Regions from separate parts of the Homo sapiens genome. Here region 1 is linked to region 2. A link is a contact called in ENCODE Hi-C or POLR2A ChIA-PET data. All regions are on one chromosome and are shown on one strand. The core of a region is the stretch at or near the end of the contact, and the rest is flanking DNA. Distances in the headings are between cores, read along the strand shown. Region 1 holds the start of DNAAF9 (dynein axonemal assembly factor 9). Region 2 overlaps DNAAF9 (dynein axonemal assembly factor 9).

What was found. A loop is a pair of places that touch in the nucleus more often than their neighbours do. ChIA-PET counts read pairs that join two places held with the same protein, here RNA polymerase II (POLR2A). Pooled maps may share reads with other maps.
Region 1: a loop to region 2 is called in a map of Right ventricle myocardium inferior, with 3 times the contacts of the local background. The contact joins the promoter of DNAAF9 here to the enhancer-like site in region 2. A Hi-C loop is called at or near these places in 8 of 168 maps with a recorded cell type or tissue (Right ventricle myocardium inferior, Right ventricle myocardium superior, cardiac septum and 2 more) and 6 of 50 pooled maps. POLR2A ChIA-PET finds 5 or more read pairs at or near these places in 5 of 52 experiments (A673, H1, MCF 10A and 2 more).

Annotation. Positions count from the first base shown.
Region 1 is chr20:3,406,410-3,409,109 of GRCh38, forward strand. DNAAF9 (dynein axonemal assembly factor 9) reads right to left here and starts at 1,260. Exons shown (of 37, transcript NM_001009984.3): 1 at 1,066-1,260. The coding sequence starts at 1,148. RefSeq lists silencers at 924-1,003, 1,064-1,303, 1,344-1,593 and enhancers at 1,584-1,783, 2,160-2,661.
Region 2 is chr20:3,339,161-3,341,860 of GRCh38, forward strand. DNAAF9 (dynein axonemal assembly factor 9) reads right to left here. Exons shown (of 37, transcript NM_001009984.3): 10 at 1,344-1,479. Among named protein-coding and RNA genes, the nearest start is that of DNAAF9, 67 kb to the right of the region's middle. Within about 2 kb of position 1,376, at least 12 of the 41 ENCODE cell types and tissues checked have a DNase peak (open chromatin) inside an H3K27ac peak, as active enhancers do; they include heart left ventricle and heart right ventricle, where a contact is called at or near this core.

The sequences.
Region 1 (2,700 bases), core at 10-2,509, 67 kb after region 2:
AAACCCTCTCCTGTTTTAATGACAGTTTAGCAGTACCAAAGCTCATCGCTCGCATTCCCCCTCTCCCTCTCCTTCTCAAAGGTCTCTGCTGCAACCCCTCCATCATTCCAACCTCCACACTGCGCCGGCGCCCCACACCAGCTCCATCACAAACAATGCCCAGACCAACAAGATCAGCACCAAACGCATAGGGCACAGAAATCGGAAACGGATCTTCCTATATCTAAAGGGGGCGGGGAACGCTCCCCACGATCACCCCCTCCCCATACTGAGGTAGCTTGGGACTGTGTCTCTACGGTAAGGGGCCTGGCGTCCGCCGCTTTCGGAGGTTCTAGGCCTCTTTCCCCTATTTATCCAGTTTTTCCTCCTGCGTCCCTAATACCTCTACTTCCTCCCAACCCGAGCTCCCTATTGTGGAGTGAGGGGGCGTCGCGATGCAGGCTGAGGCAGGGGGAGCTGGGGAAACGCGCGACAGGGGAGATGCTGTCATTATGTACGTAGGGGGCGGGGGACACTCTTTAAGGAAGCCGTTGTCAAGGGCAAAGGCTCTAGAGACCCACGGGAGGGGGCTTTCTAGGTAATCCATTTGGGGGTTCTACACGAGGGAGCTATTGTGTGTGTGGAGGTGTGAGGTCTGTAGAGTAGCAGTTTCTGAGGGAAACATTCCCTGGGGAAGGCGAGTGAGTTATTCATAGGGAAGCCTCTGTGGGGTTCTGTGTAGAAGAATCCTTCCTGGGAGAAACGTTCTATGGGGGTGAGGACGTCATAACAGTGTCTTCACAGGGAATCGCTGTCCCTAGGGAAGCCATTGTGGGGAAACCGTTGCAGGGTTGTCTGTGGGGGAGCCATTGTGGGGAAACCGTTGCGGGGTTGTCCAAAGGGGAGCCATTGTGGGGCCTCTACAGAGGGCGCCGTTCCTGGGAAAAATTCCTCCCTGAGCCGTTCAGCAAAGAACCGTCCCGAGGAAGCCATGTCGGACCACGCCCTGCGGCGGGAGGCGTCGCCGGACCCCGACAGCCCGCATCCCCCGCCCGGCCGCCCCTCGGCTGCCTCTGCCCCGCGTACCTGACGGAGGGTGACCCGCGGCTGGAGCCGCCAGGGGACCGAGCGCGGGGCAGCCCCTGCCGGCGCGGGGGGTACACGTCCATGGCGGCGGACGACTGGCGGCGGAGGAGGACGGTGCAGCTGCGAGGGTCTCAGTTGCCCGCAGGGCGGCTCCACGCTAGCTGCGGCCGGGCGGGGCGGCAGGGCGTGCCGGGTGGGAGGGGGCGCGGCGCGCGGGCCCGGCGGGGGCGGGGGCGGGGGCGTGGAGGGGGCGCGCGCACCGAGAGCGGATGGGGGCGTTGGGAGCGGCTGGAGTTGGGGGTCGGCGCACGGCCACAGGGACCCCACTTCTTAAGCTGCGAGGCCGCCGGACCGGATGTTGGGAGCGCGTGTCCGCAGGGTGAGGGTTGCCACAGCGCCGCCCGGCCTCGTCCTCAAGCCCGGCATCATAGAGCGGGGCTCTGCGCGGCGCCCCCCGGCCACGCACACGGACGCGCCCGGGGGCGGAGCCTCTCCCAGCCCGGCCCCGCCCCTCCGCCTCTGCCCGCCCCGCCCCGCCCGACCAGCCCCGGCCTCCAGCGAAGTCTTCCGCTCCGGCGTCAGGATCCAGCGCACCTCCCCAGTACCCAGCGCACCTCCCCAGTACCCGGCTCGCTTCCCTGTTCTCCGGAACGGTGTCTTCCCGCTTCCTGGTCATCAATTCCGCACCCACCCTTCAAACATCCAATAGATTCCTAGCCGGCCTCGGGTTAGCGCAGCAGTGCGCACCCAGCCCTGCGCAGGGCATGAGCGTTAGAGGCGCACAGGATCCCAGAAGACCCCTAACCTTTACTGTTAAGATCCTAGCTCTACCGGTTTCTGCAGGGACATGTACAAGAAACTTGGGAAATACTGCACTGATAGTTGCCAGGAGTCCTGTATATACAGGACGTATTTAATGATTATTGGCCTGCGTCCTTCGTTGACCTCGTCGGAATGCCTTAAATGTCCTGTATTCATCTTTTTACACTAAATTGCAATAATTAGAGCTATTTTTCTCCCACAGTAATTGGTGCTAGATCACTTAAATTACAACACTGGCTGAAAATCCTTCCTACACTAATGAAGATTTGGACAATCCCTATGGTGTCTCCTTCAGGTTTGGCTGAGGGAAGACCAGAAGGGAGTAGGAATTTAAAGTGCTCGTCTTTCATATTCAAGAAAGGAAAATACTTTTTTAGCTCAAGTCCGGAGTCGTGAACAAATAACCACCATTATTTAGAGATAACTTCTCGTCGGTGCAGCAGCTCTGAAAATCAGCCAATCAGCGATAGCCTCACTCCGGTAACTATGCTTCTTAGTAAATCAATGACAACCCCACGCTTCTGAAAGTCAGCCAATCAGTGACCGCTCTAAGCCTCCGACAATAGCCAATCAACAAGTGCCTGACACCAGCGACCAGGCTTCCGAAAGTCAGTGGGTACTCAGCTGCCGCACTCCACTTCTGATTCGGAAAGACAGCCAATCCCTGAAGGCGAATATTTCCAAAACCATTTTTTTTTCTTTCCCAGACTGAGTCTCATTCTGTCGCCCAGGCTGGAGTGCAGTGGCGCGATCTCGGCTCACTGCAACCTCTGCCTCCCGGTTCAAGCGATTCTCCTACCTCAGCCTACCGAG
Region 2 (2,700 bases), core at 126-2,625:
CTCCCTGTTTACACTATTCATCTCTTCTTACATGTTGCCTATGTGTTCCATTAGAGCCTTTAACATTAATCATAGTCATTTTTAATAATCTGTATATTACAAAATATGAGTCATATCTGAGTCTGGTTCTGATAGTCGCACTGTCTCTTCAAATAGTGTTTTTTCTTGCCTTTTAGCATGCTTTGTAATTTTTTGTTGAAAGCCAAAAATGATGTATCAGGTAACAGGAACTGAAGAAACAGACTTTTAATGTGGGATTTTATGTTAATCTGGCTGGGAGTTAGGTTCTGTTTAATGTTTTCTGAAGCTGTAGGTGCCAGGGACTTCAAATCCCTCTAGTATTCTTCTATTTTTCTTCCCCATTTTTCTTCTTTGGGTTCCCTGTGAACTCCATCTTAGATGTACCTTGCAGCTCTGTCAGCAGTAACCCCCTATTATATTGTAGACCTCTGCTAAGGTAATGGGGGAGGGAAACATTCTATGATTTTACGGTTAAATCTCAGTCTTTTAGCAGGCCTGTGTCTCCAGGCTGTGATCATCAAAAGTGTTTCTTAGCTATTTCCCCCTCTCCTAGGGAAGACAGGAAGCCTACAGTGGCATGTGCCTGTGGTCCCAACTATTCAGGAGGCTGAGGTGGGAGGATCACCTGAGCCTGGGAGGTCAAGGCTGCAGTGAGCCAAGGCTGTGCCACTGCACTCTAGCCTGGGTGACAGAGTGAGACCCTGTCTCAAAAAATAAACAAACAAACAAAAAAACTAGTACCTACTAACCACAGCTTTCCTGATTGCCAGAGACATTTTGAAAATACTCAAAATTCCACTGAGATAGCATAGACTTTCACAATCTAAGTCTCATATTCAGGTCTAATGTTTTCTTTAAAAGAATGTAGCAGACAATCTGCCACCAAATGCAAAAATCTTCTCTCTGGCACTCTCAATAAACAATGATCATCAAGGTTGGCTTCTGTCCTTAAATGTTAACAGTCAAGGCATAACAAACTTAGGCTTGGAATAACTATCTTCAAATTATTTTGAATTTTAAAAATTCTATTGACAATATTACTCTGACAACTTAAAGACTGGTTTGTGAAACTACGTTCTTAACCTTTTTCCTTCAAGTATTTCAAAATTAAATGTGATGCTTTCAAATCATACCTAGTTTGTACTATAAAAAAAGTACAAACAGTTTCTAATCACTTCTTTTCACTCTAGAACAACTTCAAATTCAGGGTTAAATCAACACACTAACTGGAAAAGGTTCTTTTTGTCTAGCTCCCCCCACCCACCCCACCCCCACAACTTGATAATAAAACTAATCAAGCACCAGGCAGTCCAGCCACTTACCATGTGCTTGGCAAAGCTCCCGCCGGGACCAGTGCTTCGTACCAGATGTCCTTCAGAAGGGAAGTTAAAGTTGCCAGCATTCAGGTTTTCTCGTGTGGAGTGATTACCAAAGAGAACAAATGGCTGCCGGTTAGGGCTAGAGAGGGAAGTCAAAAACATGTGATTAGAAAAGAGTTCCTGGCCAAGGCAACCTTCCATGACCTTAATAAGTCCTCAGGCTTTTCTGAGGGACACTTGCGGCCTGAGCAAAGTGGTCAGTCAGTACAGTCGACCGAATATCCTTGGCTGGTTGGAAACGGATGCCAGCTGTCTCCCTACTGACCCACAGGGATCAGTTAACATTTAGGGACATAACTAAACTCAAGCTAGGTTTGTATTTTCAGCATGTCCCACTTTTTGAGGAATAAGTTCCATAAGCTTGCTGTCCATGATACAGTGATAGAGCAAAACTCCGGTATTATAAAATAGAATTTTAATAGAAATATGAGTCTTAAAGGATGACAGTTATGATACTTGGACTAGACAGACAATAGGGCAGTCACCAATTCCTGAGTAACTTTCAATAGGGAAGGAGCACAGGAGGGTTGCAAATTTTCTCAATACCACACATACCTGGCTCTGTACCCACCCCCTTCCTCCCTGTCCTCTTGGCTGAACTTTTCCTCTCCCCTACTTTCTGCTCACTCCTCAGCCCACTCTAATCAGCCTCCTCAGTCATTTCACCCAGAGAGTTCTTGCCAAAGTCACCAAGTGACTTCCATGTAGCATACAGCAAATCCAACAGATAGTCTTCAGGTCTTCCTTCCTTCCTTGGTCTCTGAGAAGCACTTGACTCCCTCCCACCCTCCACTGCAAGAACTGCAGTGCAAGACTGCACTCCCCTCAGTCTCCCCAGTCAGTCACCCTCCTCTTCCACCTGGTCTCCGAATAGTCCCAGGGTTTACCTGCAGCTTGCTGCTCCCTCCTCTCCTCTGTGATGATGTTCCCTATGTCTGCTCCCCTTCCAGTTCTTGCAGGAAATAAACGGCATCACAATCCACCCAGGTACCCAGCCATCTGAAAGGCCTCCTTGACTTCTGCTTCCTCCGCCTTCAAATCTAATTAACCTTCTCAAAAGCCTTCCTATTTAACCATTTTCTTCCATCTTCATGGCCACAACCTTAGTCCATGCTGCCATGATTTCTTCCCTGGACAACTGCAACACTTCCTCACTGTTTCCCTGTTTCCACTCTTGCCCTCCTATAATGGATTCTCTACATTGCAGTGATGATAATATATATACATATTTTTTTGAGACGGAGTCTTGCTCTGTCGCCCAGGCTGGAGTGCAGTGGCGCGATCTCGGCTCACTGCAAGC